4 separate regions of the Mus musculus genome follow, and all the other regions are linked to region 2. A link is a loop called in an ENCODE intact Hi-C map of the cell type or tissue named here. Cell type or tissue: left cerebral cortex. All regions are shown on one strand.

Evidence for each region. Peaks named below come from ENCODE experiments on the same cell type or tissue, not always from the same donor. Only the 100,000 strongest peaks of a DNase experiment are listed, where the experiment ranks them.
Region 1: it touches region 2 in a loop (2.4-fold over the local background); 8 of 42 quality-filtered maps call a loop at or near these places.
Region 3: it touches region 2 in a loop (6-fold over the local background); 5 of 42 quality-filtered maps call a loop at or near these places.
Region 4: a loop joins it to region 2, with 2.0 times the contacts of the local background. A loop is called at or near these places in 11 of 42 quality-filtered maps.

What each region holds. Positions count from the first base shown.
Region 1 is chr15:89,465,213-89,473,212 of GRCm38, reverse strand. It overlaps Arsa (arylsulfatase A), which reads left to right. Exons shown (of 9, transcript NM_009713.4): 9 at 1-737. Among named protein-coding and RNA genes, the nearest start is that of C230037L18Rik, 7.0 kb to the left of the region's middle. In left cerebral cortex, CTCF peaks have their summits at 4,436 (motif pointing right) and 6,959 (motif pointing right); DNase peaks (open chromatin) are centred at 4,468 and 7,966.
Region 2 is chr15:89,371,162-89,379,161 of GRCm38, reverse strand. It overlaps Ncaph2 (non-SMC condensin II complex, subunit H2), which reads right to left. Exons shown (of 20, transcript NM_001115132.2): 19 at 7,919-8,000; 20 at 6,312-7,851. The coding sequence ends at 7,711. Sco2 (SCO2 cytochrome c oxidase assembly protein) reads left to right here and starts at 5,271. Exons shown (of 3, transcript NM_001111288.2): 1 at 5,271-5,479; 2 at 5,560-5,739; 3 at 6,697-7,532. The coding sequence starts at 6,713. The coding sequence ends at 7,480. It overlaps Tymp (thymidine phosphorylase), which reads left to right and starts at 2,126. Exons shown (of 11, transcript NM_138302.2): 1 at 2,126-2,177; 2 at 2,405-2,585; 3 at 2,721-2,923; 4 at 3,562-3,660; 5 at 4,037-4,166; 6 at 4,287-4,405; 7 at 4,749-4,911; 8 at 5,000-5,230; 9 at 5,339-5,479; 10 at 5,560-5,739; 11 at 6,697-7,531. The coding sequence starts at 2,414. The coding sequence ends at 5,717. It overlaps Odf3b (outer dense fiber of sperm tails 3B), which reads left to right. Exons shown (of 5, transcript NM_001013022.1): 1 at 1-92; 2 at 313-516; 3 at 723-827; 4 at 941-1,062; 5 at 1,290-1,713. The coding sequence ends at 1,466. In left cerebral cortex, CTCF peaks have their summits at 4,993 (motif pointing right) and 5,647; DNase peaks (open chromatin) are centred at 5,229, 5,614, 5,940, 7,025 and 2 more places; H3K4me3 peaks cover 2,774 bases; H3K27ac peaks cover 2,255 bases.
Region 3 is chr15:89,311,952-89,319,951 of GRCm38, reverse strand. It overlaps Sbf1 (SET binding factor 1), which reads left to right and starts at 4,641. Exons shown (of 41, transcript NM_001170561.1): 1 at 4,641-4,890. The coding sequence starts at 4,836. In left cerebral cortex, CTCF peaks have their summits at 3,601 (motif pointing right) and 5,240; DNase peaks (open chromatin) are centred at 4,590, 5,357 and 5,560; H3K4me3 peaks cover 2,286 bases; H3K27ac peaks cover 3,001 bases.
Region 4 is chr15:89,426,665-89,434,664 of GRCm38, reverse strand. Chkb (choline kinase beta) reads left to right here and starts at 4,738. Exons shown (of 11, transcript NM_007692.6): 1 at 4,738-5,288; 2 at 5,508-5,616; 3 at 5,838-5,951; 4 at 6,121-6,254; 5 at 6,436-6,531; 6 at 6,650-6,708; 7 at 6,792-6,873; 8 at 6,996-7,104; 9 at 7,238-7,341; 10 at 7,773-7,854. The coding sequence starts at 5,065. Gm44502 (predicted readthrough transcript (NMD candidate), 44502) reads left to right here and starts at 4,738. Exons shown (of 27, transcript NR_004843.2): 1 at 4,738-5,288; 2 at 5,508-5,616; 3 at 5,838-6,254; 4 at 6,436-6,531; 5 at 6,650-6,708; 6 at 6,792-6,873; 7 at 6,996-7,104; 8 at 7,238-7,341; 9 at 7,773-7,854. C730034F03Rik (a long non-coding RNA gene) reads right to left here and starts at 4,650. Exons shown (of 4, transcript XR_875570.1): 1 at 4,566-4,650. In left cerebral cortex, a CTCF peak has its summit at 4,012 (motif pointing right); DNase peaks (open chromatin) are centred at 3,996, 4,724 and 5,130; H3K4me3 peaks cover 2,076 bases; H3K27ac peaks cover 1,484 bases.

The DNA.
Region 1 (8,000 bases), 94 kb before region 2:
CTTCAAGGGTAGCCCAGGACCCCTAGCCCTGTCCTGAGTGTGTGATGGTTCACCAGAGGGACAGGGACAAGTGTGTAGTTTGTATCTGGTAATGTAATAACACCAGCTGAGACTTGAGACGTGCTAATTCATCTAGTCCTTGTGGTAACTCTGAGGTCAGTACTATTCTGCTGTGCTACAAGACAAGGACATTGACGCATAGGGAATCTCGTGGACCTTTCCAAGTCCGATGCCACCTTACCAGAAAGAGCTTGAGCTAGGATTTGAACCCAGGCACCCTGGGTTTAAAATTTGTCCCACCCTGGTGATCTGCGTGTGTCCATGGACACACCGCTGAAGCGAAGACATGTCCCTTCACAGAAACCGGTAATGAGTTCAAGTGCCAGGAACTGGGGGTGGGGGGAGTGGTGAGGGCAGAGGAACCCTAAAGATGCAAAGCACCTGGAAGACAGGCTTTCCTCAAGAAGCAATGCCAGAGGCCCTGGAACTGGTCAGCTTGGTTCTTTAAAGAAATCAGCTGTCTGGAGTTAGGTGATAAACTGATCATTCCGGGTAGAGTTAAAGGACCTGGGGACCCTGCTAGATCCCAGGAAGGACCATCAGCAGCTTCTGAGACTGCCTCATGGGGCTCACTTGTCTCTCAAGCTCTGAATTTCTCCTTTGTGCATACTTCAAGTAATTTTCTACAAAAAAAAATAATAAAAATAAATAAAATAAAATAAAGTTGTCTACAAAGTAATCTTTTAGAAGCATCTATCAGGGGCCAATAAGACGACTCTGGGGGAAAGCCCTTACCCTGCAAGCAACCTGAGTTCAATCGCCAGAAACTCCCCTGAAAAAGCCAGATACAGTAGCCCATATCTGTAGTCCCAGTATTCTTAGGGGGCTCAGGGAAGAAGAAAGGAGAATTGTCCAGAATCTTGCAGACCAGGTAGCCTAGAGTATACAACATGGTAGAAATAAGACCGTGCCTCAGCAAGACAGGAAGAGAACCAGATCCCCAAAGCTGTGTTCTGACCTCTGCGTATGCTCTGTGGCCCACACGTCTGAACTTACATGCATCACACATGTGCAAGCCATAACAGTAATGATAAATTAAAAAAAAAAAAAGCCTATTGAATTGGAGTCCACCATGCTCAAATTCCAAACTCCTTCAGTGAGCCACCATTTCCTTGGGCCCACTACAAGCTTGAGTGATCTCTCTACTGGCAATATTCTGTCTCAGATGTTAGCCTCTGTAAAAAGGGACTTTTGACTGCCTACCTGTGTTTTCATGGTATAGTGTGTTGGCATGTCCAGGTATATATGACATTTCAGGTGCTCTTCAGTATTGGTCACATTAGAACGGTACCCTCAGAGTATGTCAATATCTCTAGCCAACTATTGTTGCCTTTTTTTCAATGGGGGCAGACTTCCAGAGGGCAAGCATACAGCCTCTCTCCTTTAGGGTGGTGACCAATCTGAGCTGGTTACATTGCAATAATTGATCCAAGAGTGGCATGTGGTTGAGGTCGGAATGATCTGGGTGATGACCTAACTTAAGCAATGTTGCTGGTAACAGATAGAATCATGCAATTATTAAACCAGCTTGTCCAGATGCCTGCCTGGAGGAAATCAAATTTAAAAAGTAAATCTTGCCTGTTGATGTTTCTGCTGGTGAGCTGTTTGTCGCTTGCAGCTGATGTTGCCTGGCAGAAACGAGGCCTGAATGGAGTGAGTGGCACCCACTTTGAGGGGGAGGGGATGCCTTGTGGTACCAGATGCTTGCTTGGGGTCCTCCACATCTCCAATTTCCATATATCTCTTCCATAACTGCCACAGACCCTCTGGGTCCTTGTGTCTGCGTGGAACGGGTCTCTGGGGCAGGTGGGCAAAGCGTCGGATGAATTGACAGACAGATGCACACAGGAGAGATTGTGTAGAATCTGAATGTATCTGTCAGGTCGAGCATCAGACTTTTTGTAGTACAGAGAATACAAAGGGTTGGAAGTCACATCAGGCAAGGTACATTGAAGTTTACCAGATACAAAACAAAGGAATGACTTCTAAAGGAATTGCAGGAAACAGGTAAATGTTTACAATAAAGATAAAGCAGTCCTGCCTAGGATCAGCTTAATGACAGGCAAGAATTTCACACTTTAGTGTTAATAGCACCAGGGGGTTCTGCTCTTGGCAGGCCTCAAGAATAATGCAATGTCACAGACCCCTAAATTCCTAGGCCTTGCTAAATTCTTTTTTTTTTCTTTCCATTTTTTATTAGGTATTTAGCTCATTTACATTTCCAATGCTCTACCAAAAGTCCCCCATACCCACCCACCCCCACTCCCCTACCCGCCCACTCCCCCTTTTTGGCCCTGGCGTTCCCCTGTTCTGGGGCATATAAAGTTTGTGTGTCCAATGGGCCTCTCTTTCCAGTGATGGCCGACTAGGCCATCTTTTGATACATATGCAGCTAGAGTCAAGAGCTCCGGGGTACTGATTAGTTCATAATGTTGATCCACCTATAGGGTTGCAGATCCCTTTAGCTCCTTGGGTACTTTCTCTAGCTCCTCCATTGGGAGCCCTGTGATCCATCCATTAGCTGACTGTGGGCATCCACTTCTGTGTTTGCTAGGCCCCGGCATAGTTTCACACCTTGCTAAATTCTTATCTGGAGAATCTCCATTTGTCAAGAGAGTATACCAACTTCCTTTTGGTATGGAATGTAGCCTGTACTAAAGATTTCTATCTCAGTGAGATTCCCTGGCTCTTTCTGCAGACCAGTTGAGCCACTGGCTCCGTCTATTGTAATGCTTAATTAGTTACTGAATAGGTTAGCTTCCTTGCTGCCTTCTCACAAGATTCTAAACTCGGCGGCTTCTGGGATTTTGGAACACTGGGGAAACAGAATTAATCTTAAGAAGCATTTATAATAAAATATTAAAAGAGAGTTCGTAGATCCATACACCAGACTAACTCGGGAATAGAGTATGAGAATGAGATCGCCAAAACTCCAGGAGAGCTTCCTTGAAACTCTTTGCCTCATGAGTGGCTTTTAGGCATCACTGCCTGTCAAGCTGACTCGACCGGAGTGCCGTGGCACATAACCTCTTATCTGGTTGAGAAACTACACTGAGCACACTCCAGGGTCTGCTGTGTCCCAGGCTCTGCACACAGGTATAGGTTTCTTGGGGGCTGTCCAGCAGGAACTGATGCTGGCTTAAAGAGCTCCTTCATCATGTATCTAAGTGGAGGACTGGTCCCAGATGATTGGTACCTCAGTTCAAGATAGAACTGAAATAGATGGATTATCCATATGTCACATTCAGAACAACAACAATACACACAAAACAGTAGCCAGTCCTCTATCAAAACCAGTAAATATCAGTACTTGGCATAGGCTATGTTTAAATGTTGATCCCATCATATTTACTTATACTGTAGTGCTGGAGCAAGGTGTTCCCAAAGGATAGACATGAACTTAACACAGGGATGTGAGGTGCACGGGAGACTTCAGTGCCTTAGAAACCATGGAATCTTGCAGAGTGTGGTGTGTGGGTATTGCCTAGACAGACAATAGAGAACCTGGGGGCGCTATGGTCTGAATAGGGGGTGACATGAAGCATGTGTGTAAATAAGGCAATCTATACACTCAGGATTTCCATATTTTCTTATATTGTTCTGTGGTTTACACTTTAATAAGATATGTAGCAGTCCTTCAAAGTGACAATCTTGGACATTTGAGAGCATAATCACAGAGTAGGAATTGGCCAGGCAGTTTAGCTGCCAGTGTTTCTTTTCTATGATGCATATGCATGCATAAGTGGCTCTATAAGCTCTCTCACCTTTCTTACTCTTCTCTCTCTCTCTCTCTCCCTCTCTCTCTCTCTCCCTCCCCCCACCCACATGTCCATGGCTGGCCTCTCTCCCTCCTTCTACCTTCTCCCTTTCTCCAATAAAGCTCTAAAACCATAAAAAAAACGCATGCATAAGTGCCTGTTTCTCATCATTTTAGCCTACTGCAACATAGTCTCACATAGGCACACTTGTGTGTACTTACCTGTGCCTACACAAATACACAGGCATATCTATACTCACACATGTGCTACATGTGTGCACAAATTCACACAGGCATAACATGGATATTCATGCAGATACATGTGTACAGATACAGGTGTGCTCACACATGGATGACACAGGCATATGCACACAAACACACATGCACCTGAATATATACACACATTCATTCATCTATTCACTCAGTTATTATAGCTCCGAGACTCTGCCCTGACAAGATTCTGATTTCACCATGTTTTCTGTGCAGTTCTGAAGCAAGGAGCCATCAAAGGCCATCTTCCTTTATCATTTCTGTGCTGAGGTAAGGGATGGAGGGTGGGGGAGCCAGCACCTTTCCCTAGGAGCCCAAATTGTCCTTTTTCATGCATTTTTCCCAAGTGACCAGAAGGGGGAGTAGAAGGGAAGGTTTCATGGAAGGATGTTTCATTCAATTCACCTCTTTTCTGAATGTTTTGAGGCACGAGTCACTGGGCTAACTCCATTTTGTCCTTCTCTGGCTCTATTATTTTTATCTTTAACTTTTTTCCCTCCTGAGTCAGTGCCTCCCTCTGTTACTTTGTGCTGGAATGACAGGACTGATGAAAACTGCTTAACATCTTTACATCAAGGAATTCAAACCATCCCCCAAACAGATAAGCCTTGCAAGACAGATCACCGCTCAAATAATGGCGACGACCTCTGATGGCAAGGTTGCCCCTGGAGAATCTTTTAGAAACCAGATGGTTCTCCTCAAGTAATATGGTCACTTCTCCAGAATCCCTTGTAGAACAAAAAAACTGAAAGAATGACCTGACCAAGATCAGCTCTCCTCTCTGTTGTGTAAACTCTCAGCCCCCACGCCCGTTCATTGCCCTTTTCTATGAAATCTCAAGTTCTTGTTAGCCTTTGAAGGTCACCTCAAGATTATAGAATCCCTCTGCTCTGCGCAACATGGCTACAAGTGATTATATCCTTCTATACTCGCCTTTTTTAAATTGGTGTTTTTGGGATGGGGGGACCAGTCTGTTGATACTTCTAGAACTAGATACTTTTGTGAGTAACAATGTATCATCAGACCAGGCAGACACTCCATAACCTTAGTCTGGGTACACAGTCCTGCCATACTCAAATGTTACTCTCTGTGGTGTTAAAATATTTAATAAATAGTTTTATTTAGCACTAACCCTTGGGTCACCATGAACACTCCCCTTAGGAGTCAAAAAGTCCTATCTAACCATCAGTAACAAAGGAAGCGTACATGTAGCTGTGTCCCTTCAGCCTCCCTCTGATCCTTTGCGGGAGGAAAAGTGTACGGATGATACCATGTGGGTCCAAGGTACCACTTGTTATTCACAGGTGCTGCTAGATCGTACATAAACCATTCATGAAGCAGTCTTGTAAGCACACTTCTAGGAGAGACCTGGGTCCTCCCTCTTAGACAGCCTCCTCAGGAGGAATGAACATGAGGGAGAAAGACTCTGGGGTCATCTAAGCTGCTACACTCCCAGGCCCAGAGAAGGAAAATTTCCAAGTGATTGAACTCATGATTCTACAGTTCTTGACCCTCTGCACACACTGCAACAAAATGGACCAAGAAGTATATTAGCCATTGAGTGTCTAGAGCCTGCCCACCTCAAGAGCTCCTGATTCCCTGTGTGGACTCCAGCCCATTGCAGAGAGTGTATCTCTACTCCCCTACGCTTCAACTGTCCCCTAGAAGAGCTAGATAGTACCCACTAATTCCTCACAGGGCCAACCCCTTTTTAGTGGCTTTTGCTTTTAATTCCTTTGACCCCAGTATCCTCCCAATAAATTCCCTTTTAGATATTTCTACTGGTTGGTTGTGGTCATAGAATATTAGTTGACCCAGAAGGAAATTAAATACTTACACTCGGGCCTCCTACCCCCCAGCAAACGCTTGACCGTCTGTTAATATTGTACCGTTGTGCCTGGTAGAAGAGACTGGAGGAGCCAAGCCCAGCAGTACAATATTCACAGAAGGTTCAGAGGTAAGTGGCATATTCAGGATGGAGGGACAAAGGCCTTAGGGACCTGTTACCTTATCTTGGAAGAAGGGCCCTTCTGAGGAAGGAGCAATATCCTGACAGTATGACTCCTTTTGTAGTACTCCGAATTGAATAAGCCTTAACTGAGAGCATCCCAGTGTGAGCTGGTGTAAGGCTCTGTCTTCCTGGCAAGACAAGGCCATTCCCCTCTCAAAATCAGAGCAGTTCCCAATTACCTGTGTGAGGTGAGACTCTCAAAGGATAGGCCCTAATATTCCATGGTGGAAGAGGAGGGAAGGGTCACGATTCTTTATTTACAAGGTGTCCTGGCTAGTTTTTTTTTTTTTTTTTTTTTTTTTTTTATCAACTTGCCGCAAGTTAGAGTCACTGGGAAAGAGGGAATCTCAATTGAGAAAATGCTTCCACCAGTTTTGCCTGGAGGCAAGTCTATGTGCATTTTCTTGGTTAATGACTGATATGGACCCAGCCCACAGAGGTGGACAGTGCGGCCCTGGGCAGGTGGCTCTGGGCTATATAAGGAAGCAGAGTAGCAAGCCAGTAAATAGCACCCTTCCAGGGTTCTGCTTCAGCTCCTGCCTTGAGTTCCTGCCCTGACATCCTTCATATACTACCCAGCCGACTAATCTCTAAAAAGAAATTTTGTTTTTTTTTCATTTTCCAAGACAGGGTTTCTCTTCATAGCCCTGACTGTCCTGAAATTCACTCTGTAGACCAGGCTGGCCTTGAACTCAGAGATCCACCTGCCCCTGCCTCCTGAGTGCTGGGATTGAAGGTGTGCGCCACAACTGTCCTATTTTTCATAAGTGAAATCAATGCGTTTTTCAGGCTTTCCCTTGGCTTCAACTGTTTTTTTTTTTTAAAGATTTATTTTATTTATATAAGTACACTGTAGCTGTCTTCAGACACACCAGAAGAGGGCATCAGATCTCATTATAGATGGTTGTGAGCCACCATGTGGTTGCTGGGATTTGAACTCAGGACCTTTGGAAGAGCAGTCAGTGCTCTTACCCAATGAGCCATCTCTCCAGCCTGCTTCAACTGTTTTTAAAGTTTCTTCTCAGTAGTTTTCAACTCACAATCTCTAACATAGTGAGTATAATTCTCCATATTTCTCTTAATATTTTATTAAAAATATTTATAAGCAAAATTTTCATATCATCGTAATATTCCAATTGTGTAGCTATACCTCGATTTAGTAAACTGTTGCTCAATAGTTCATTGCTTGTATGCTTTCTTTTGTTTTGTTTTGTTGTTTCCATTTGTGTGTTACTTGAAGCTGAACCCAAGGCTTCATTCAGGGAGGCACACATTTCAACATGAGCCACGCTCTATCCTACCTTCAGTAACTTAAATTAGAATATAAATCAACATACCTTGTGCTTTGTAGAAAACGTTGTCTTTAGGGTGCTTCTCTTGAGCTAGGTTTCCACAAGTTAAGAGTACCAGAGTGTGATGGTTTGTATATGCTTGGCCTAGGGAGTGGCACTATTAGGAGGTGTGGCCCTGTTGGAGGGGTGTGGCCTCATTGAAGTAGATGTGTCACTGTGGGGGTGAGCTTTAAGACCCTTATCCTAGCTGCCTGGAAGCCAGTCTTCTTCTAGCAGCCTTCCGATGAAGATGTAGAACTCTCAGCTCCTCCTGCACCATGCCTGCCTAGATGATAGTGGACTGAACCTCTGAACCTGTAAGCCAGCCTCAATTAAATGTTGTCCTTATAAGAGGTGCCTTGGTCACAGCAGTAAAACCCTAACTAAGACAGAGTTAGAAGTATTCCACAGAACTCTGAGGTTTTTGCATCAAACCAGATGCTGCACTGTCTGGAGGATCTAGGGTATTACAGCAACAAGGAATAAAGCAGGTGACCCAAGGATCCGGGCTCCTAATGCCCAGGGGGATGGTTGCCAGGCAACAAACAGGGACTGGCAGCAGGTGTTCAAG
Region 2 (8,000 bases):
GGTCGGCACTTGGCGGCCACATCGGCCCCGCGGCCCCATCGCGGCGCTCTACAGAGGCCCGGGGCCAAAATACAAGCTGCCAACGAACACCGGTAGCAAGGGCGGATGCAGGGGAGGAAACTGGGAAGGTGGGACTGTGGGCGGTCTACACTGGTGCCAGGAGGCCAAGGAACTGGAGAACTGTGCCCGAAGCAAAAAGGGAGGGCAGAAGATTAGAGGTTCTGTGCGGGAGCTGCGTTGGTGAAATGGGAGAGGGAACAGAGCTGGCAGCCTCTGGGTCTTGCGGGAGGTGACGCGGGAATGCGCCCCCAGGTTACAAACTGCACGACCCGTCTCGGCCGCGAGCCCCCGCCTTCTCCTTCGGCTCGCGTCCACCCTTGCGGCATGCAACCTGCGGACCCGGGCCGAGTTACCTGGTGCCTGCTCGCATGACTGTGCGCGGCACAGTTGGCTCCCCGGCCTTCTCCATCTACGGTCGCCTAAGCCACACGGCGCCTGTCCTCACTCCGGGACCGGGTCAGCACCCTGGGGCCCGGGTCTCCCCAACGTGGAACTGCCTCCAAGAACGCCCACCAGGAAATTCCCCGGGAACCTCCTACCCATACCCAAAAACCCGATCCTCACTGTGGCTCCCATTTCTCCCTAGTGCCAAGACCCCAGGCTAGGCTTCCCGTAACTTACCCCACCCCAGTTCTGGCCCACACTCTTGGTCCATCCCATAGGCAGGTACTACCCAGAACGCGCGAGAAATGTGACGTACCCCAGCGCTCCTCGGCATACCATCGCTCCCCGAAACTGGGGCATCCTCGCAAAGCAAGAAACCCCAGGTGAGGCCTCAAGGGCTGGATCCAGCACTAGGGACCTTCCTATACCCCAACCCGCAGTCTGCCGTAAAGGCAAGGAGATTGGACCATTGGACCTCTTGCTGACTCCTCCTTAGGCCCTGGGTCCTACACCGTGCCTTCGCTCTTGGGCTCACGAGTCATAAGCAAAGTCTCAGCCCCAACTTACTCCATCTACAGCCGCAGCCCTGTGGGCAGCTGCTTCGAGGACCTCAGCAAGGTGGGGAAGGGTCTGCCCGCTGCATATGCAGTCCCTAGTAGTCAAGAGAGTCTGTGACGTTGGGGGTGGTGCAGAACTCCAGGCACCTCACCACTCAGGAAACTGAGGCAGGAGTTCAAAGCCGGCCTGGGGTACATAGTGAGATTTTAGCTTGAGGAAAAAAAAAAAAAAATCAGCTGATCACAAGGAACAGAGGCTGTACCCAGCACCCATCCTGTCCTCCTTAGACCCCAGGCCCTTGTGCCTACCACGTAGTGAATCCTATGATCTACAAGACTCGAGCCCCGCAGTTCACGATGCTGGGGAGGACTCTGCCACCCCGAGAGAACACCAAGAAGCCAGGACCTGCATCCTACAGCGTGGACAAGGTGGTCTGGAGTCGAGGGTCAAGGGGCAGGGGATGAGGGACTGAGGTCTAAGGCATGGGTCAAAGTCCCCAGGGAAATGGCATCCCTGTATGAAGCCGAACAGCTGGCTCGGTAAGGTCAGCCTCGTCTCCCCGACCCGCAGCACCGGAAGCCTTGTGGCTGGAGCTTCGGGATCAGACACTCAGACTACCTAGCCCCCATGATACAGTACCACGTGGACGACTGATGCCTGCAAGCACGCGCGCACAGGCTCTGGGTTGTTTACTTAAAGCTTTCTAAGTCAGTGCTGTGTGTCTCTCTTTCTTTCTCCGAAGCGGGCAAGGAGGGGTGGGGGAGGAGAGGACGAGGTGAGTTCGAGCATTGATTGTCTCAGTGGTATCTGAACCTAGAGATCTGTCGCTTGCCTAGAGATCTGTCGCACAGGACAAGCAGTGCTCGGGACCCATAGATACCAAGACCCCAGGGAACTGGGCAGAGCGAACTCCGGTCCGGAGCGCTGTAACCCGACCCTTAAAGGTCCTGGCAATGCCAATTAGCCAGATAGCAGGTGGGGAAGAGCTTAAGTGGTGATTGGCCTTACCTTGACAAGTGCCGCCTACTGGGACAGCCCTATTTTTCCACTATTCCTAACCGTAATCCTGGACGGTGAACTGTCTCCTCTGTACCTAAGTCCACGCAGGACTGAGGGATAACAGGCTGGAACCGAGCCAGATCCAGAAAACTGGTAAAGGCCCCTGAATTGAATAGGTACTAGACGTGGGCGGGGGAGTGCGGGGTGGGGGGAGTGATTTGTGAGGTCGAGAAATGGAAGCCAGATGGGGTTGGGAATGGGACAGTGCTGGATAGAGAAAAACATGAGACTGGTGAGTGCCAGAGACCCTGTAAGAGCAAGGTTTGGACAAGTGACCATGGATTCAAAGACCTGGATGGGGTGGAGGTGGGGAGTTCCAGTGGTGTCTCAATATCCCTTACAGACTGGAGCAATGGCAGCTCCAGGGACACCACCTCCCTCGGCCTCAGGGGGAGGAGGTGGGGAGCCCAGGCAGCTGCCTGAGCTGATCCGCCTGAAGCGAGATGGAGGGCATCTGAGAGAAGCAGATATCAGAAACTTCGTGCACGCGGTGATAGATGGAAGAGCACAGGACACACAAATTGGTGTGTGGTAACTAGACCCCAACACCCCTTCCAGCTGCCCCATACGCACCTCAGGGATCCACAGTACCCCACCACCATCACGGCCCCAGAAAACTCAGACTGCGTGAACACCTCGCTCATTGTATCCATACTTAGGGGCCATGCTAATGGCCATTCGGCTGCAGGGAATGAACCTAGAAGAGACATCTGTGCTGACTCGGGCCCTTGCAGAGTCTGGGCAGCAACTGGAGTGGCCCAAAGCCTGGCACCAGCAGCTTGTTGACAAACACTCCACAGGAGGTGTGGGTGACAAGGTTAGCCTGGTTCTGGCACCTGCCCTGGCTGCATGCGGCTGTAAGGTTAGTGACCACGTCCTCTACAGACCTCTGACCCGCTCACAGGAACCTCCAACCCTCCAGCCTGGCTCAAAGCTCTCAAAGACAAAATCCAGGGCAGTCCCATCGCTCAATACACAAATTCCACCATGGAGTAGAGTTGCCTCTGTACCCAAGAGGACCCTTTAAGAGCTAGCAGGCCCCACAAAGAAAGAGCGGGGCCTTCCTCTTCCTGTCCTTCAGACTTGGGCCCCAGATGAGTGTGTGCCAACTCCTGACCTACTGACAAACTGCTCCCACCAAGTACAGTTTATCTTCCTTTCCACCAATTGGGCACCCTCATTAACTGTTTAAAAGACTCTAAAATAGCCGGGCGTGGTGGCGCACGCCTTTAATCCTAGCACTTGGGAGGCAGAGGCAGGCGGATTTCTGAGTTCTAGGCCAGCCTGGTCTACAAAGTGAGTTCCAGGACAGCCAGACCTACACAGAGAAACCCTGTCTCGAAAAACCAAAAAAAAAAAAAAAAAAAAAAAAAAAGACTCTAAAATATAACTGCTTTTTTAAAAGTAATTTCATATGAGGATAGGATAGGTTCTTAGTAGAGGATAGGTAAAATGAGGTTAAGGGCCTGCGTGGGGGCAGTCAGCATCCCTCTCCACCAGGTGCCAATGATCAGCGGCCGCAGTCTGGGACACACAGGGGGCACACTGGATAAGCTGGAATCGATTCCTGGGTTCGGTGTCACCCAGAGCCCAGAGCAGGTACAGGTGGGCCACTAACTGATCAATGATCTGGGTTGAGGGAGTCACTGGCCCGAATCACAGGATGATCAATGGACAGGTTATTTATCTGGGTCACTAATGAGAGAGAACATTGACTATTCAAAAGGTCATTGGTTGTAAATAGGCCTGGAGTCATCGAGAGAACTTTGATCGGGATCGTTACTTGGGAACAGGGAGAAGCCACTGATTAGCTGGTACGCATTAATGTGTCTGTCATAACTAATCGGGATCCTTGGTAGGTTAGCCATCAGAACCATACTGACTCTCGCTGGCCATGTTTTGAACTTCTGTTGGGTCAGTGGTCAGGGCCAGTGGGTGGGTCCGTCCCTAGAAGTTAATGAAGGTGTCTGAGCAGATGCTGCACATCCTTGAGGAAGTCGGCTGCTGCATTGTCGGCCAGAGTGCAAAGCTGGTTCCTGCTGATGGGATCCTGTATGCTGCACGAGATGTGACAGCCACTGTGGACAGTGTCCCACTCATTACAGGTGACCTGAAACGGGGTACCCTGACTGACAGACAGTCCGCTAGGCACTGCCGCTTTTCTCAGAGAGGCAACTCTTCCTGTGCCCAAGTATACCCTGGGATGATGTTTCTGGTCTTCGCAGCTTCAATCCTCAGTAAGAAGGCCGTGGAGGGACTGTCCACTCTGGTGGTAGATGTTAAGTTTGGGGGAGCTGCAGTCTTCCCAGACCAGGAGAAGGCCCGAGAACTGGCAAAGATGTTGGTGAGCCGTGCTAGGCCACAGTGCCCTTTCTATGAAGGGACATGAGCCTCACATTCCGTCCTATCCCTGCCTCTGCCCACTCAACAGTCCTGGAAGAATAAAACGGCAATTCCTCTTTCCAGCCCTCCTACCCTATCCAATCAAAGCTGTCCTGACTGCGGACCTGGGGAAATCCTCCACAGAACCCCCGCCACTTAGGGCAACCAACCAGAACACCCCCATCCCCTCTGAGGCCTGGCAGTGTTGGTTTCTGATCTCTAACCTAAGCCTTTACTGACACCTTAACCCAGGGACAGCAGGTATGGGATTTGATAATGCCGGATACTGAATAATGCCTCCCCAGGTTAGAGTGGGAGTGAGCCTGGGGCTGAAGGTCGCCGCAGCCCTGACCGCCATGGATAACCCTCTGGGCCGCAGCGTGGGCCATACCCTGGAGGTGGAAGAAGCGTTGCTTTGCCTGGATGGTGCGGGGCCGCCGGATCTGCGGGACCTGGTCATTAGGCTAGGTGAGAGGGCTGGAGTTAAGACCACCAGTTTGTATGCCAGGAGCTCTCAATCCCTGCAGCTTCTGAGCTCCACCCCGCCCGCCAGCAGGAGGCGCCATTCTTTGGATTAGCGGACAGGCGGAAACACAAGACCAAGGCGCCGCCCGAGTGGCCGCGGCGTTGGATGACGGCTCCGCGCGGCGCCGCTTCCAGCTGATGCTTTCGGCGCAGGGCGTGGACCCCGGCCTAGCTAAAGCATTGTGCTCCGGGAGCCCCACGCAACGCCGGCAGCTGCTGCCTCACGCCCGAGAGCAAGAGGAGCTGCTCGCACCGGCAGACGGTGAGACCGGATATCAACGGCACCAGATCCCACCCACTTCCTCTCCCGATCTTTCCTGGTCCTGGCACGTGCCTCCAGTAGGTTCTCAGTGTCCACCCTCTCCCTTAGGCATTGTTGAGTGCGTCCGAGCGCTGCCGCTGGCCCGTGTGCTGCACGACCTCGGAGCCGGACGCAGCCGAGCGGGGCAGCCGATCAGACCGGGAGTGGGTGCCGAGGTACTGGTCGACGTGGGCCAGTGTTTGTCCCGAGGTAAGCGCTGTCTGGAATCCATAAACAACCCTTCCGGTCGCCCGCTGTGACCTAGGTAACCGCCTCTGTCGCTCGCGCAGGGACACCCTGGCTCCGCGTGCACCTAGACGGCCCTGCGCTCAGCAGTCAGCAGCGACGCACTCTCCAGGGGGCGCTCGTGCTATCAGATCGAGCACCCTTCAAGGTCCCTTCACCCTTCGCTGAACTTGTCCTCCCACCGACCATCGCACAGCCCTAAGTCTCGAACCCAGCTCAGCCAGGTGAGTTCAGTTGGGCAAGTCCTCCCCCAAGGGGTGGGACTGGGTGAGGACGCTGTTAACATGTGGCCTCATACTCTGCTGCTACTGCTTCATCTAGCTTATCACATGAGCTAGAGACCTTCTGAGGCCCAGAAAATGGACATATTGGGAATATTTGCCAGTCCCATCTTCTCGGACTGGTCCTAGCTCAGGGCTGATGGTGCCCTGGACGTATCCTCCATCTCATAAGAGATCCAGGTTGTAGCCACACGGGGGCAACATACTGGGGGAGCCCAGTAGGCTGGATGCCAGTGGCTCTAAATGCTAGTTGTAACAACCTTCCCTGGGGAGAGGGGGGGGGGGGAGGATGAAGGGAGATGGCAGGGCTGAGGGACTGCAGAGGGGCAGGGTACGGCATCCAGTTAAGTGCAGAGGAGTCTGCCTGCCCAGGAAGGTGAAGGTCAGACAGTTCAAGGCACAGTGGGCTGAGCTGTGTTACATTACAGAAAACAAGCTGGAGGCACTTGTTTTCTGCTGAGCCCCAGATTACCCTGAAGTGACCCTAAAGCTAGAAAGGATCACCTCTTAAAGGTGGTCAGCCAGAGGATCAACAGCCTCCCTATAAAGAACAATTTATTGTAAATAGACACATGCATCCCAGTGCCCAGGCAAAGCATATTCGCGGTGCTTCCAAGAATCCACAGGGAGGCTTGGCAGTTGTGGCGTGGGTTCTCCAGAGGTTGGGGTCATGAGGCTGAGACTCCCTGGTTAAAGACGTAGGTTAGAGCAAACCAGCTATGGACTTTTGGTGTTGCCTGGACTGCATGCAGCTTACGGCAGAGCAGTTCTGAGTTGAGACGAGCCGGTGCAGGCAGCTAGATAACCTGCTTGAATGTGGGGCAGATGCTTGTCCAGCAGCGGAGGCCTAGACATCTTGTCCATTCTTTTCTGACTTTTGCCACCTTTGTTCTTTTCCAGGAGCTTCAGGTCCACGATGCTACTGGCTCTAGGGCCCAAAGCTTGGCCCAAGCTCTCTCAGTTCAAACCCCTCCTCAGGATCTCAGGAGGTGAAACTCTGCATAGAAATTCCCGACACTGGGCAGGGCAGGGCCAGCGCCAAGGCCCTGGGCTAAGAACTAGACTGCTGATCACAGCCCTGTTTGGGGCTGGGCTAGGCTGGGCCTGGCTGGCCGCGAGGGCTGAGAAGGAACAGTGGCGCCAACAGCAGCGTACAGAGGCCCTGCGCCAGGCTGCTGTGGGCCAGGGTGACTTCAGCCTACTAGACCACAAAGGCCAGCCTCGATGCAAAGCCGACTTCCGAGGCCAGTGGGTGCTGATGTACTTCGGTTTTACTCACTGCCCTGATATTTGCCCCGATGAGCTGGAAAAGCTAGTGCAGGTGGTGCGGAAGCTAGAGGCGGAGCCTGACCTGCCCCTGGTGCAGCCTGTCTTCATCACTGTGGACCCAGAACGAGATGACGTGGCAGCCATGGCCCGCTATGTGCAAGAATTCCACCCAAGACTGTTAGGTCTGACCGGTTCTACAGAACAGGTGGCCCATGCTAGTCGCAACTACCGCGTATACTACAGCGCTGGGCCTAAGGATGAGGACCAGGACTACATTGTGGACCACTCCATTGCCATCTATCTGCTCAACCCTGATGGTCTTTTCACCGATTACTATGGTCGCAGCAGGTCAGCAGAGCAGATCGTAGAGAGTATACGTCGGCACATAGCTGCCTTCCACAGTGTCTTGCCCTGAACTATACCTATTGCCTAGGCCCTGTCATTAAATGGATGTACTTAATCTGTGCATGTGCTCTGTACCAGCAGCTCATTTAAATAGTCTGTCCGGTGAACAGGTGGGGTAGCAACACTTTATTAGGCTAGGCCAGCCAGGAGGCAGCACTGGAGTGAATGGCCCCATAGCACATTAGGGGCAAAGACCTCCAGGTATATACTACTTTCCACCCCTGCCTCAGTGCTGTCCACTCAAGGCTGGGCCATGGATGGTGCAGCATAGGTCTGGAAGCGGGTGTGGGCTCGCTGGTGTGTGAGCAGTCTCAGAGACATTGTGTCCACAGCTGCCTCCAGTCCTGGCTGCTGAGTGATCTCCACTGTGTAGTCATTAGCCTGTGGAAACAAGGTGTCAGTAGAGTCCAGGGCCGCTGCCCCATCCCTTGTGTCCCAGGCCACTTACCAGTTGCAAGGAGGCCAGCATGGAGCGGCACACCTCAAAAGCAGGCTGCCCTGCTACAAGCTCTGAAAAGGGACACCATTCA
Region 3 (8,000 bases), 59 kb after region 2:
GGACAGCTGACAGGAGTCAGTGCTCGCCTTCTACAGAGTAGGGCCTGGGGATCAAACTCAGGTTTATGAGGCTTGGTGGCAAACACTTTGACCTGCTGAGCCATCTCACGAGCCCTTTGTCGGTTTGTTTGTTTGTTTTGGTTTTTCAAGACAGGATTTCTCTGTGTAGCCCTGGCTATCCTGGAACTCACTCTGTAGACCAGGCTGGCCTCGAACTCAGAAACCCCTCCCAAGTGCTGGGATTAAAGCATGTGCCACCACTGCCTGGCTTTTTTTTTTTTTTTTTTTTTTTTGGTTCAGCTGTCAGTTTATAATAATAAATAATAAAATATATAATAATAAATAATAAAATATATATAATAATAAATAATAAAAAACATTATTTTATGTGTGTGCATGTTCTGCCTGTCTGTCTGTCCTTGCAGTGCGTGTATACCTGCTGCCCTCTGAGGACAGAAGAGAGCATCAATCTTCCCGGAATTTGAGATACAGGAGGGTGTAAGCGCCCTTGTAGGTACTAGGAAGCAAACCTGGGTCATCTGAAAGAGCAGCCAATGTCCTAAACATTGAATCATCTCTCCATGCCTATCCGTTTTTTTTTTGTTTTGTTTTGTTTTTTGTTTTTTCTGTTTTTTGGTTTTTCGAGACAGGGTTTCTCTGTATAGCCCTAGCTGTCCTGGAACTCACTCTGTTGACCAGGCTGGCCTTGAACTCAGAAATCTGCTTGCCTCTGCCTCCCAATCAGTTTTTATTTTTTAGGTTACATTTATGTGCTAGTATGTGGGTATGAGCATCCCAAAGTCAGAGAATAACTTGTAGGACTCAGATATCTCCTTTGCCACGTAGGTCCCAAACTTAAGAGTACGTAGGGCATCGCACTTGGCAGCAAGCACATTGGTCCACTGAGCCATCTCACTTGCCACAGATTTTCTTTCTTTCTTCCTTTTTCTTTTGAGGCAGGGTCTTAATATGTTATATATCCCAACCTGGCTTGAATATGAACTCTCTCTGCCTCAGTCTCCCAAGTGCTGGGATCCCAGGAATGCACCAATACATAAGATTTTTAAAATTAACGTATTTATTTTATTTATGAGTACATTGTCAGTGCTCTTAACCAGTGAGCCATCTCTCCTGTCTGCTACATAAGATTTTACATTTGGGACAGGTGGAGATGAGCCTTGCTGAGAGAGAGGACTGAAGTCCCCTATGCTGTCCTTCCAAGCTCTGGGTGACAGGACAATTGCCGCTTCCTGAGCTTATTCAAGTTTTATTCCCAAGCTCATGGCAGGTAAGGATAGGGATAGTCTCTGACCCCTAAGTTTCGGCCTGACTGTCTAGTCTGCTTCTTTCCCTTCCACCACGGTCCCCACTGTCATCATTTGACACCTGTTGTATACAACTGCCCATGTGGCTTCCCAGGGGAAACTCTAGCACCTTTTTCTGTTAACCTTTAGTTGCAGAAGCTGCCTTTGGGAGTAATGTGCAAGCTGGCAGGGCCCCAGCACTTTTGACTTTTAAATGGGGTTGGGGGTGGGGAGCAGACAAGAGTTTTCTGGGGGGGTCTGTCCTGGGATCAAAGGGTTGTCTGGTGTTGGTGACATTGGGGAAGACTTTTGAGTAGTGGCTCTCAACTTTCCAGTGCTGTGACCCTTCAATACAGCGCCTCATGTTGTGGTGACCCCCAACCATAAAATTATTTCCCCCTGCCCCCTGCTTGCTCCAGCCCAAAGATTTTTTTATTTATTTATCATATGTAAGTACACTGTAACTGTCTTCAGACACCCCAGAAAAGAGCATCAGATCTCATTACAGATGGTTGTCCATGTTGCTGCTGGGATATGAACTCAGGATCTCCGGAAGAGCAGTCAGTGCTCTTACCCATTGAGCCATCTCTCCAGCCCCCATAAAATTATTTTTGTTGCTACTTTATACCTGTAATTTTGCAACCGCTATGAATCATAATCTAAACGATTGTGCTTTCCGATGGTCTTAGGTGATTCCTGTGAAAGGGCCATTAAACTAATCCAAAGGGGACTTGACGCACAGATTGAAAACTGATACTTTAATATTCTTGGGGCAACTTCACCAAGAGATATTGTTTTCACCAAGAGGAATAAATTTGAGGTTTGATCCCAATGGTGAGGATTTTGAAAGTGAAAGACTTGGTGCACTGAGGGAACTGATACAGAGCAGTGGGAAGTGCGTAGGTCGTTGGGCAAGGCAGGTGACTCTGGAAGGAAGGTAGTGTAGATGAGTCACTTTGGGGGCCTACCATAGGATGGGAATGCTTTTGTTTCCTCTAGGAAAAGCCAACTCAAGGCTTAGCTGGCCATCCCCAAAACACAGGAAGATGTTGGAGAGTGAAGACCAAAAGACAACTGCCTACTAACCAGCAGGCGAGGGAGTATGTTTTGGGAGTATCCATCCAACACAAGCGAGGCTCACTGTGTCACTGTGGGCCACCCTACTCTGTAGGGGGTACCCATTTATCTCAAGTTGAGTCAGTTGTGTCATCAAGAAGGGTCGCCCCACCTTCTTAGGTCTGCAGGATACAGATGGTGAAGAGAATACATAGCTGGGTGAGACGTGGGCAACGAAAAACAGAGGCAGCAGTCTGCAAGGAGACAGGCGTTTGGAGGTGTGCATGTGCATAGCAGTGGGATGCGAGAATATTGTCTTGGAGGAGGGCCTACACTGGTTGAGGAGAGGAGACGACAGGCCCTTGAGGAGAAGAAGTCGCTAGCAGGTGACCTGGGGATGCAGTGGTTAGAGTACTCAATTTAGAGGCAAGACACTTGAGGATAGTTGGAAAGGACCCCCTGCCAGGATTGGGGTTCTTTTAGGTAATGACACTGGGCCCCAGTGGTCATGGGAGGAATGGGGTACAGGATCCTTATAGTTTCTAGGAGAGGCAACCCCAGGTTCAGACACCAAGTCAAACTTGCCTGCCACCATTTTTTAAAAAAATTTATTTATTTTATGTATATGAGTACACTGTAGCTGTCTTCAGACACACCGGAACAGGGTATTGGATCCCATTACAGAAGGCTGTGAGCCACCATGTGGTTGCTGGGAATTGAATTCAGGACCTCCAGAAGAGCAGTCAGTGCTCTTAACCTCTGAGCCATCTCTCCAGCCCCCTGCCACCATTTCTTACGAGTATAGAGACGAGTTTTAGTTGATTGACAGAAGCAGCCAACTCAATCAAGTTCAAACACAGGTTTTAAGCAGAAAGGAAGATTTTGCAGCTCACCTGGCATTGGCAAAGGAGAGCTAGGTTTGTGTCTCTGTGCACAGAACTTTCCTAGGACAGTCTTTTCCTCTTCCCCTCTTTTATTTATTTTTATTTTATCTTATTTTTTTCAAGACAGGGCTTCCTGGCTGTTCTGGAACTAGCTCCGTAGACCAGGCTGGCTTCAAACTCCATCTGCTTCTGACTCCCAAGCGCTTTAATTAAAGGCGTGCGCTGCCACCACCACCATGACCACCAAGCTCATCCCCCTCTCTTAAAAAAGACATTTTCACTTTATGTGTATGGGTGTTTTCCCTGCATGTATGTCCACGCACCACCACAAACACGTTCCGGAGGCCAGAAGGGGGCGACAGATCCCCCTGGACCCAGAATTGCAGGCGAGGGTGCTGCAAATCCAGCACAGATTCCCATAACCTCTAAACTATCTCTCCAGAAAGGCCCTTATATCTCCTGTTTTTTGGACACATGGTTTCCTGATGAAGCCAAGGAGACTGGACTGGAATTCATGAACGACCTGCTTCAGCTTCTCAAGGGCCGAGACTCTTTATACACGTACACTGACGACTGGACTCGTCTCTCCTGAGATTGCTTTCATTCATTCTCCAGATCTTGCAGGTGGAGGGAACACGATGCTAATAGGTGGCTTGTCTTTCAGTTCTCACAGAAAACTAAACTCATCAACAAGCAAGCCTAGTCCTCCCCCTTTAATCTCCTGGTCAAGGACCTTGCCTCTCCTACAAGTGTCCATTCCTGTATTACTGCAAGAGGCCTGGCCAACCCCCTGACCTCCAGGGCGATCCAACTTCGCAGGAAGGTGACTCAAGCTGGAACTTTTTTTTTTTTTTTTTTAAATGCAGGTGTTGGATATCCCATCCATCCAATGGTGAAATATCTAGCTGCCCCTTTTTGCACTAGGAACTTAAAAAAAAAAAGCCTGTAAAGTCTTTCCCTTGGCCACCATAAGATTGGCAGGGTGAGTGGCGAAGCCATGACACTCCTCCATCCCCCAGCTCGGTCCTCTAGTTTGGGAGACTGGCTGGACAAGGCCTGAGCTCCACTGGTTTGCTTCAGGCAGACTGAGCTGGACCACGCCCCTGACCCTCGGAGTTAGGCTCTCCCAAGGGTGAGGTCCAGGTCTCCCTTCATTCCGGGGCTTCAGTTCCGACGGGGAAGTATGCCCTAATCCTGACCGGTGGTGCTTCAGGTCGAAATGTCGGCCGCGGGACCAGGGTAGCTGACCCGCCCCGGCCGCCGTAAGCTTCACCCGCCCAAAGGGTTGAGCCGGTCCTTGAGCATGAGGTAGTAGGCGGGGCAGCGCCCTCTGGACCCGCCCCATGCGGAGTGGCCCAATGGAAGCGCACTGTGCCAGGTCCCGCCTACACGGGAGGGGCAGAACTGCGCAGGCTCCTGAAGCGCCCGGGCGGGCCGGCTGGCTGGGAAGATGGCGGCGGAAGCCCTGGTCAGCGGCGCCGCAGAGGAGCGGGCCCGGGGTGTCCCAAGTGTGCAGCTTAGGGCCAGCGCCGGGCCATGAGCGCGCCGCCATCGAACCCTCGAGCCGTGGAGCCCGCCTGCGCCCCTTGCCATGGCGCGGCTCGCGGACTACTTCGTGCTGGTGGCGTTCGGGCCGCACCCGCGCGGTGAGTCTCAGCGCCGAGGGGGACGAGCTGGGGGGGACTGAGGGACTGGGACTGAGGACTCGAAGCTAAGAAGACCCGGCCGGAGGCAGGGTCAGGAGTTGGGGCCGAGCTCTCGGGGCTCTCGAAAAGAGGCCTCCGTAGTTATTGGCCACGGTGGCGTCGGGGCAACCCGCGAGGACCCCGGACGACATGGCCTGTGTAAGAAACATCCCTCCTACACCTGGGCACCTGCGTCGCTGTTCCGAGGTGGGCAGGGGCGTGTCGCTCGGGCGTGGGAGGCTGGAGGACCCTGCTGCAGTTCGGTCTCCCCGATTCCAAGTTGGGTGGGATGGGCTCACCCCGCCTTGGCCGCCTGCCGGTGGCTGGGTCTGGGAATTTCAGAGAGGGGGGCGGAACGTTTTCGTCTTCCAGCTTCTCTGACCCAGTGCTAGGTCTGAAGCCTCAAGCACCGCTTGATGGGGTGCAGTGGAGGGGGAGGGGTTCGTCGGTGGTATGGAGCCGGACTTCAGACGAAAGTGTCACACTTGGAGGAGAGCATTCCTGGTGTTCAAGCCTCTAAGCCAGGCCCCTCAGCGGGGGATCAGTGTGGTGATCTAGGAGGCCCTGATCTGGAGTCAGCACCTGTGTCTGAGAGCCCTTCAGTCCTGGGGGTAGGAGAAAACGGAGCCTGACAGTGACATCAACCACAGCCATGGAGACAACAGTGTTGGGGGGTGTTGGCTGGAGTCCTCAGTGTGCCAGGCCCTGCACAACCCTTTGTGTGTATGATCTCATTTCTCCCAATAGCCCACTGAGATTGCCTTGCTGTTGCCCTATCTTCAGCATAGAATCTGGCATAGAGAAGTTGAGTGTGTGGGTCTGGAATGGAGGCTGGGACTTGTACTCTGGCTGTCAGAGTCCACCTGCAGAGGGGCGGTATCTTAGGGACAACTGTGGCCAGATGAGGTAGCCCCTTAATCCCTAGATGTAATGCTTCCTACCGTGTTCCAGTTATCTATTCCACACAGTTATTCTGCTGCTTCTCAGACCAGCTGTCACTGTCACCATTCAGGACCCAAACTTTCTTCTTTGCCTTTCTTCTTGCTAAGTCTCCACTAGGACTGTTCCTTTGTTTAATGTCCACATGATGGACCCTGTATGCACTGGAAAACACCACCACCACCACCACCACCACCACCACCACCTCTGTCTTCAGATCTGTTCAGTACCCTCGCTTCTTTCTGCTCTCATGTATTCAAGTCTATATCTTTTGGCACTCAGTCCCGAGCATCTGTCTTTCCCTCCAAAGAGGGAGTTCTCAAAGGCAGAGACCACATTGTGTTCATCCCCCTGTCCTCCTTGAGCAGGAGGCTTGCCACCAGTGTTGTACTGGCACACACAGGGAGAACCTGTGCTCCAAGGCATAAGTGAAGGCCAGTGAGGTGCCTCCTCTGGAACGGAGGAGGAGTACTGCTGGAGAGTGAGGAAACCAAGCTGGCTGAGGGCTGGCTGGGGTCTCGGGCTGGGCGCTGGGCCAGGGCTGGAGGAATGGAATGGACTTGGATGGTGGTGAGAAGGTTATGAAGAAGGTCCTGTGAAACAGAATGTAGGTAAAGGCCAGGTTGGGGAGGTCTGCTGGGAGTGGAGTAAAATTGAGGGTGATGTGTGGGTAGCTCCATGGGAAGTTGCTGTGGCACGTGGGGGCTTACTGATACAGCTGTACAAGAGGTGTGGACCTCTGACCTCTGTACAGGACGGGATAGAAGGCTGAGGCCAGAGGTGGCTACTTTTCCTGAATCACCGGTGTGATGGAGTAATTCTCAGATTACCCATCACTGTGGCGACTGCAGGCCAGTGAGCTCTCTAAGCACTGCCTTCTAGGGTCAGAGTTGACTGGTTGTTGGCTGACCACTCGGCTTCAAGGCATTCCTTTGAGGAACCAGCCTGGAATCGGGTTTCTGGGTGTGGGCTGAAGGCAGATCTATAAGGCAAGGGATGTGAGTACCAAGAACAAAAGACCCCAAACTGAGGAGCACACTGAAGATTAGTTGTCCTTCCTTTGTCACTCTTCACCGTTGGCTTGCGCCAGTTACCGTGCACTCTCGCCTCAGTTTCCCCGTCTTTATATGGAATGGGCCACATGGAGCTGCTCTGAGGCTGTCAGGAACACTTATGCGTAAAGATATAGCACAGGACTGGCCCAAGGAGATAATTTACATCTCAGATCTGAGTAGCCGATGTAAGAACGCTAGGTAGGTGTTTCTGAAGAAGGTGAAGGGCCCTCTGTGTGCTGACTGACCTAGGATGCAGGGTCCTTTAGATTAAGGGAATACGCGTGAGAGGATATCTCAGTTTTGTTCTGAATCAGAACTTTTTCTCTGCAGCTGCTAGGAGTCAAACCTTGGTAATGAATGCCTTTTTAGAGAGGTAGCATTCTGGTTGCTAATGGTTACAGTTGGTGACTTGTGGGCAAGGCTACAGACAATAAATGCCTGAGCTGTGTGTAACCCTTTCCCTTAAGACTCTATAAAGTAGAGGGTGTAGATGGCACAGCATAGACCCCGCACCTGGTGAGTAGGGCTGTGTGCTTTGTCCTGTCACTGAACTGGACACCTTTTTTAGAATGAGGAACCAGACAGCATAGTTTGAGACCCCTGCCCAGATCCCAGACATGGTCACTTAATTGCTTGTAGCTTGGGGAGTCCTCAAATGGGAACACCAATTATCAGACCCTTTACATGACTTAAACCTGACAGGTACCCTTCTACTACTTCCTGTGAGGAAAAGCTACATCTCCATCAACCAAGAAAACTATTTGTATTTCATGACCTGGCCTCTTTCAGCCTTGATGGTAATGAGGTGGCCACATTCTTGGGCCCATCTACTGTCCCCACCCATGGGCCTGCCCTCTCTCTGGATCAGGTTGGGGCTGTTTGGGGTGGCTGCAGTTCCCTCCCAGCTCCCCCCACACCCTGAGAGTTTAAGGGTCCAAGATCTTGGATTAAAGTTTCTGTGGTCCGTTTATAGATTGGGGGTAGGTCAAAGAGAACATCTGAAAGAGCTGTAGGCTCCTGCTGCACATGGAGTCAGCTGTAGTTTGCCTGGAGCATTGTGTCTTCGTGTTCAGGTCT
Region 4 (8,000 bases), 56 kb before region 2:
TTTTGGAGATGCTAGCCTCTGGCTGTGGTGGTTGACTCCACCCCCTTAGGGCCAGCACCTCTGCCCTCCACCTACTTTGGGCCTGTAGCAGCAGACTGCCACTGTTGGTTTGGGCTGCAGCCTGTTGCCACCTGTTTTGGCTCAACCATTACAGATTTCTCTCACGTGGACCAGAATTGGGTTCTGGTTTCCTCACAGGCCACCTAGCTTTCTCCTGTGCCCAGCTAGGAAATTGCCCCTGGTTCTAGGAAGTGCCCTCCTCTGAGGCCGTGCTGAAGTTTCAACTCTTTCCTCTCCCTAGGAGCCAGCTTTGCTGCAAAGCAGCAGTGTCTCTCAAAGGAACCACGCCTGTGACATGCATCTGGCTTCAGTTTCCCATATCTGCCTGGGAACCAGCTTTGTTTTTACACAGTGCATAGATTATCTCTACAAGTGCCCCTCCCTGGTAACCAAGTATTCAAATCTATGAGCCTATGAGGGCCATTCTTTTTTTTTTTCTTTCTTTTTTAAGATTTATTTATTTATTATATGTAAGTACACTATAGCTGTCTTCAGATACTCCAGAAGAAGCCATAAGATCTCATTACAGATGGCTGTGAGCCACCATGTGGTTGCTGGGAATTGAACTCAGGACCTTCTGAAGAGCAGTCAGTGCTCTTAACCTCTGAGCCATCTCTCCAGCCCCAATGAGGGCCATTCTTATTCAAAACACCACAGTCTCCCTTCCAGACCTACTTTTTTTTTTTTTTTTTTTTTTTTTTTTGAGACAGGATTTCATTATGCATCCTGGCTGTCTTAGACTCACTATGTAAACCAGGCTGCCCTCAAACTCACAGAAATCCACCTGCCTCTGCCTCCCAATGGTGTGTGCCATTATACCTGGCTCCAATTATTTTTTTGAACTGAGATGGCTTATTTCCATCAAAGAAACCTACTAGAGGGTTTTCAGGTTTTTTGTTTTATTTTGTTTTGTTTTTTTCCCCCCTCTCTGGTAAGATGGGCAGGCTAACTCACTCTCACTAAACCCAGGCCAACCCAACCCCAGAAGAAATGGTAAAGGCCCCCCCCCCCACCAACCCCCACTCCCCCCCCCCCCCCAACCTTATCTCACCCAATCAGGTTCCTGCTGTCATTCAAAATGACCCAACCCACAAAGTGTATACTGCCAGGTCCAATTCAAGCCCTGTCCAACACCCTACTAAAAACATTTAAAAAAGTCTGCCCCAGCTGGTCCAGCGGTGGGCAGCACAGGGGCTGGAAAGAAGGTAATGGTAGACAGAGACATGGGACTCTAGGTTCACCTCAGGAATGAACAATTCATATTCTTCCCCTGCTGTTTATGTATCATTTAGCTAGCTACTAAAGGCAGCTCTGCAATCAGAACTTGAGCAAACGGGCTCTTTGGCCCCTTTGTGTCCCCCCTTCTCTACTTCCCTGTCCCCGTAGTCTTGTTTTGCTTTGCAAGACATTCCTTCTAGGCCTTACTCGTGTGCCTGAGTTTTCCACAATTGTATATAGGTCAGAGTTTGGCCCGAGAAAGGAGCTGCAGACCATCTGGACACTCCCAGGGGCAAATGCTGCTCTGCCAACACATACACACACACATACACACACACACAGTGTTATTCAGTGAGCTATGACTTTGTATACTGTACTCTGTGTGTGTGCTATTTTTGCTGCAATAAACTTTGTGTGTGATAGACTTCAAACTTTCTATCCTATAATTATTTACTTGATGGAAAAACTGAAGCAAGAACTAGCAGGCTATAAGACTATTTGCCCTCTCTTGCAGGTTTGCACAAAAGTCTCTGTTTTGCACATTTCTTGAAGATTCTCTTGTTTTTGTTTTTGTTTTTCTATCCTTTAAGACAAACTGATTAAAAGTACACTGTAAGAGAGAAGCCAACAGTAGGAGTGCCTACTCCTGACACAGAGATTTGTCAACTTTTCCCACTGCTCAGTTTGTTAACCTGAGAAATTTATACTGAGCCCCAGGTGTATATGTAATACAAATAAACATACAAATAAACATTTGGTGATAACTCATAAAATACTTAAAAACAATTCTTAGGAATATGAAAATATATATATATATATTCTTAGGCCTAATATGTGTGTGTGTGTGTTTACCATTTGTTAAGGTGGGAAAAACTGCTTCCGAATGAGGCACATGCTTATGTTTAAATAAAACATTAAATTCTGGCCAGACATTGGTGGCTCATACCTCTTAACCATAGAACTCAGGAAATAGAGGCATCTCAGACCTCTGAGTTCAAGACCACCCTGACCACTCTGTACAATGACTTCCAGGATAGCCATGGCGACACAGAGAAACCCTGTCTCCAAAAACCAAAAACCGAACAAAAACCCCAAAACATTAAATTCTGGCTGAATGTTGGATACCCTGGGGTACAGAACAGTAACAGTTTTTCAAATTTGATATTCTTACTTTATGATTTTCAGTGCTGAGAGTTTGGCTTTAAATATGAAGTACAAAATAGCAGAAATATGTTTGGAGCCATTCATCGAGACCCTTGGAACTCTTTATGTCCACGAGGCAGATAAAGTTGCTCATGCTTTCCTTTGCTGTCTTCCCAGTCCATTCCTGGAGGAAGGATGGCCAAGAACCTGGCCAGAGACAGGAGACCTACGTCACCGGGTCACCAACTGTTTCAACAGTACACCACAGTCTCAAATACTAGCCAAGTTGGTGTGGCCACATGAAGTACGCATGCTGTGTGCTCAAAACCAAGGCTACAATTCAGTTATCTAGTGGTCAGAAACATCTTGAATTCCTTTGTCTTGATTTATTTTACATTAATTTCTGGTTATTATTTGTTCAGAAACCTTTACTGTCGCCAAATCTTTCACCAATCCCTACATTCAGCCAACCTCACGGGGTCATGCATGTCCCACAGGCTAAGAAGCTGACCTCTAGTAAGTCACAAAGGACAAGCTATGCCAACCCAGGCCTGACTTCCTGATAGGAGTAGTTATGTTAAAAAAAAAAAAAAAAGGCTGGAAAGATATGGTCTGGTCAGTCAGATAGCAGAATCAAGGCCACTTTCACCTAGAACCTCGGCCCAGAAAACAGAGCTTAGAACTCTTTCCCAGGCTCAAAAGCTAGCCAAAATAAAAAATAAAAACACCACCTAACATTTCCAGGCTGGTCCAGAGTTTTAACATTGCAACATAAAACAATGTTACCACCTACAAAGTTCATTCTCCACAAAGTTCACGGTCCAAAGTATTAAGGAAGTTAAAATACCCACCTGCACGTTTATCTGTCTGTGTCCTGACCCTGTACTCCTCTGCTTCTCCAGTGCTGGGATTAAAGGGGAGATAGCCTACATCTTTAAGCCAGCTCCCACAGCCTGGAGCAGGGGATGCCTCTCTCCAGCTCTCAGTGGGCCATGTAGGAAAACTGCTCATGGTTTTGACAATTCTAAAAAATTTTGTTTTGAAGTCAATTTTCTCTCTCTCTTTTTTTTTTAGGAGATCGGTCTGGAAACACCTCAGCTGTCTGCTTCACAGATTGCTCTTAAGGCTGCTCTCTGATTGGCTCCTCTGCTGCCACCCCATTAATTCTCTTACCACCTTTCTTCTCTCACTATGTAGCCTGGCTGGCCTGGAACCCAGTATATAGACTAGACTGTCCTCAGATTCACAGGTAATTAACCACCGATTTCAGTTTCCTGAATGCTTCCCCCGCGTTCTTATACACACACACACACACACACACACACACACACACCCCGCACCCGCACAATGAACTCTCTTCCCTTTTTTTTTTTTTAAGATTTATTTATTATATGTAAGTACACTGTAGCTGTCTTCAGACGCACCAGAAGAGGGCGTCAGATCTCATTACGGGTGGTTGTGAGCCATCATGTGGTTGCTGGGATTTGAACTCAGGACCTTCGGAAGAACAGTCAGTGCTCTTAACCACTGAGCCATCTCGCCAGCCCCCACTCCCTAGGCTTTCTAAAAAAGAATTATTTATTTTTTATGTGTATGAGTACACTGTGGCTATTTTCAGACACACCAGAAGAGGGCATCGGATCCCATTACATACAGACTGTTGTGAGCCACCACATGGTTGGCGGGAATTGAACTCAGGACCTCTGGAAGAGGGATCAGTGCTCTTAACCGCTTAGCCACCTCTTCAGCCCCATCCCTAGACTTTAAAGGAAAGTCTTTTCTTAACTCTAAGGTCTCATGTTCAATTCTCCCTCCCCTACACCGAAACTCGTAGCTTTGAGGCCCTTTCATTCTAATAAACCTCATCCTTCAGATGAATTATGGATTGTGTAAGCTTCCTTTCTAAGCTGACCATTAACGTCTCCCTCTTCCCGATATTTAACAGGAGAGAGACACACTCTCTCGAGAAAGAAAAATACTTTAAGTTATTGTGTTGGGTCACATTAATGGCGCTCATGCGGTCTATGCAGCGCTGGACACGCCGGACTGATTCTTATTACGCCTTCCAGCATCACATATACACCTGCTGCCTTGTGGAAAGGGGAATCGTTAGAACCTACGTTTTCATTCTTCCATTCACTTACCCCAACTGTCACCACAGGCTCGGCTAATCTACTCCCTAGTAGAGTGTCTCACACAGCAGCTGTTATAAAGGAGCCGCAAACTACCATCGTCCATTCATTGGCCAGAGCCTGGCTCGTAAGCTTTGCGGAGCTACTGTCCAACCGCCCACGGCGCTCGGGATTGGCCTACGTCACTTCCTTGGTTCCGGACACAGTCCACGCAGTAACTTGTTTTTGCAGAGACTGATAGGCGGATCGGGCGTGGCCCGAGCGCGCCCCACTCAGGGAAAGCTGCCGTCCCTCTTTGCCTTTGAGCGCCGCAGCCCTGAGAATCGCATCTGGCTTGGAAACGGTCCCAGGACTGGAGCCACCAAGAAAGCCGAAGGCAGTCGCGAAGAGCCGAGGACGCCCAGAGACTCTGCGGCTTCCGGGAAGCGGAACCGAGCCTACCCGGAAGGAGCCAACCTCACCTGAGGCTCGCTGAGCACCGGCAGGCGTTAAACCTAACGGAGCCCACGTCATGGCGGCAGACGGGACAGGGGTAGTCGGAGGAGGGGCTGTCGGCGGCGGCCTGCCCAAGGACGGTTTGCAGGATGCTAAGTGCCCAGAGCCAATCCCCAATCGGCGGCGCGCTTCCTCGCTGTCCCGTGACGCGCAGCGCCGAGCCTATCAGTGGTGCCGGGAGTACCTGGGCGGGGCCTGGCGCCGAGCGCGGCCGGAGGAGCTGAGCGTTTGTCCCGTGAGGTCAGGGGTCAGCCCTGGGGACCCTGGGGACACTCCCAGTTCGGTCGCCGTCAGTGCTACGCGGGGGGGTGGGGGGTGGGGGCAGGTCTGCAGCCTGCTGTGCTGGGGGGCGGGGTCCCCCTTCGGGACTTGGGAGGTCCTCTCGGGAAGGGTGTCTAGAGTGGGTCCCACCAATCGGGGGGACGACCCTTGCTGAGCCTGACCTGTGTGGATCTGCAGCGGAGGCCTCAGCAACCTGCTCTTCCGATGCTCACTACCGAACCACGTACCCAGTGTGGGCGGGGAGCCCCGGGAGGTGCTGCTACGACTCTACGGGGCCATCCTGCAGGTGAGGGAAAAGAAGGATCGTAACTTGGGAGTTCGGACATCTGGAGCAAGTGGTGCAGAAAGTGGTGTCTTATTTGTGTAGCTGAATATGCTGAAGCTCAAGAATTCTCAGTCAGTAAGAGCAGAAGTCCAAGCTATTGTAGATGAAGCCGATTTGGGCCAGTACCCACGTACCTCTGGCTTTTTCTGACATGAGCCCCTTTGCCATACATCTTTTATCAGGGTGTAGACTCCTTGGTATTAGAAAGCGTGATGTTCGCCATTCTCGCAGAGCGGTCTCTAGGGCCCCAGCTTTACGGAGTGTTTCCAGAGGGCCGCTTGGAACAGTACCTCCCAGTAAGAGCCCAGTTTTTGTTGTTTTTACCCCAAGTCTTTACCCTTCCCAAAGTCTGCCTTCACATCCCAGGTAGGGAAATTTCCCTAAGACCTTGATCTCCTCCCATCCCGTATCCCTTCCCCCTCCCGCCCCAGCCCCCTCACCACCCTGATAGGTTACTGGGTACAGAGCCGGCCGTTGAAAACTCAAGAGCTCCGGGACCCAGTGTTGTCGGGAGCCATTGCAACGAGGATGGCCCGTTTCCATGGTATGGAGATGCCCTTCACTAAGGAGCCCCGATGGTTGTTTGGGACCATGGAGCGGTGAGTCCAGTTTGGGATCCGTGCATCTAAAACTGAACCTCTAGTTGAGTGGATAGATACCCCAGTATCATGGACTCTGTTTCCCAGCCAAAGCCCAGTGACAGGACAATTTGGCCTGAAGAGTCGATAGAAGGGGGTGGGGAGAGATAGACAGAATGTTTCCCGTTTGGGCGGCTTCCAGGTACCTGAAGCAGATCCAGGACTTGCCTTCCACCAGCCTTCCCCAGATGAACCTGGTAGAGATGTACAGCCTCAAGGACGAGATGAACAGCCTCAGGTGAAGGCGGATGACATAGTGGGCGGGTGGGTGGCACTGGCATTTATCAGTGTCCTCTCCAGGATTTGTTGAGGGCTAGTCACAAGGCCTTATAGCCTACGCCTCTCTACCTCTACAGGAAGTTACTAGACGATACCCCGTCACCAGTGGTCTTCTGCCACAATGACATCCAGGAAGGTAGGAGAATGTATGTGAGTCTTTGAGCCCACGCCGAAAGAGGGCAGCATGCCCTGAAGTGACCAAAATCCCCATTCCCCTAGGAAACATCTTGTTGCTTTCAGAGCCAGACAGTGATGATAACCTCATGTTGGTTGATTTTGAGTACAGTAGTTATAACTACAGGTAAGTGTGGGAGGACTGCCTCCTGTGGGTCCTGTTCCTACAGGGTCCTGGCAAAACAGGCCAGGCCCTTCACCTCCACAGCCCCGCTGCCCATGGACTGAATGTTTGCTCTATCCTCCCAGGGGCTTTGACATTGGGAATCATTTTTGTGAGTGGGTTTATGATTATACTTATGAAGAATGGCCTTTCTACAAAGCAAGACCCACGGACTACCCCACTAGAGAACAGCAGGTATATAGTCTGGAGGTTGGGAAGAGAAAAGCCTTCTGGCTTCCTGTTCTGTTTCATTCGAAAAGAGGAATAAAGGCTACAGAGGGTGATATTCCAATCTCCCCAGTCCCTGACTCTTGTCCATTGATCTCAGCTCCATTTTATTCGCCATTATCTGGCAGAGGTTCAGAAGGGTGAGATCCTCTCCGAAGAGGAACAGAAGAAACGGGAAGAAGAATTGCTGCTAGAGATCAGTCGGTGAGAAAGGAGGGGAAAGGGGAGGGGAAAACCCTTCAGAAGAAAAAAGGAGGCCAGGCAGTGGTGGTGCTTAATTCCAGCACTTGGGAGGCAGAGGCAGGCGGATTTCTGAGTTCAAGGCCAGCCTGGTCTACAGAGTGAGTTCCAGGACAGCCAGAGAAACCCTTTCTCAAACAAAACAACAAAACAAAACAAAACAAAACAAAACCAAAAACAAAAAAAAGGAAAAGAAAAAGGAGCCCTGCAGGTAAGGTGTCAGGGTAGAGGTAGAAGACCACACCAGAGACTGTCAGAGAGAGTCTCAGTCTGGACGGGGATTAGGGAACTGGCAGAGCCGTGGATATTTTGGAGGCTGGGCAGCCCGGGCTGGAAGCCAGGCAGTGTGAAATGGGCTCTTGAGCGCACCTCCTCTTCCCACCCTCGTTCCCTAGGTACTCCCTGGCATCTCACTTTTTCTGGGGTCTGTGGTCCACCCTGCAGGCTTCGATGTCCACTATAGAGTTCGGCTACTTGGTAAGTAAGCCCTACTGTGGGCATGTTGGGTGGGCGCTGCAGAGTTGCTCCGGTCACGTCCTCCAGGAAAGCTGGGCAGGCCCTGGTGGCTTTGGGCAGAATGCTGTTTTCCAGGCTTCTCACACTGCATTTCGGACTTCCTTCCT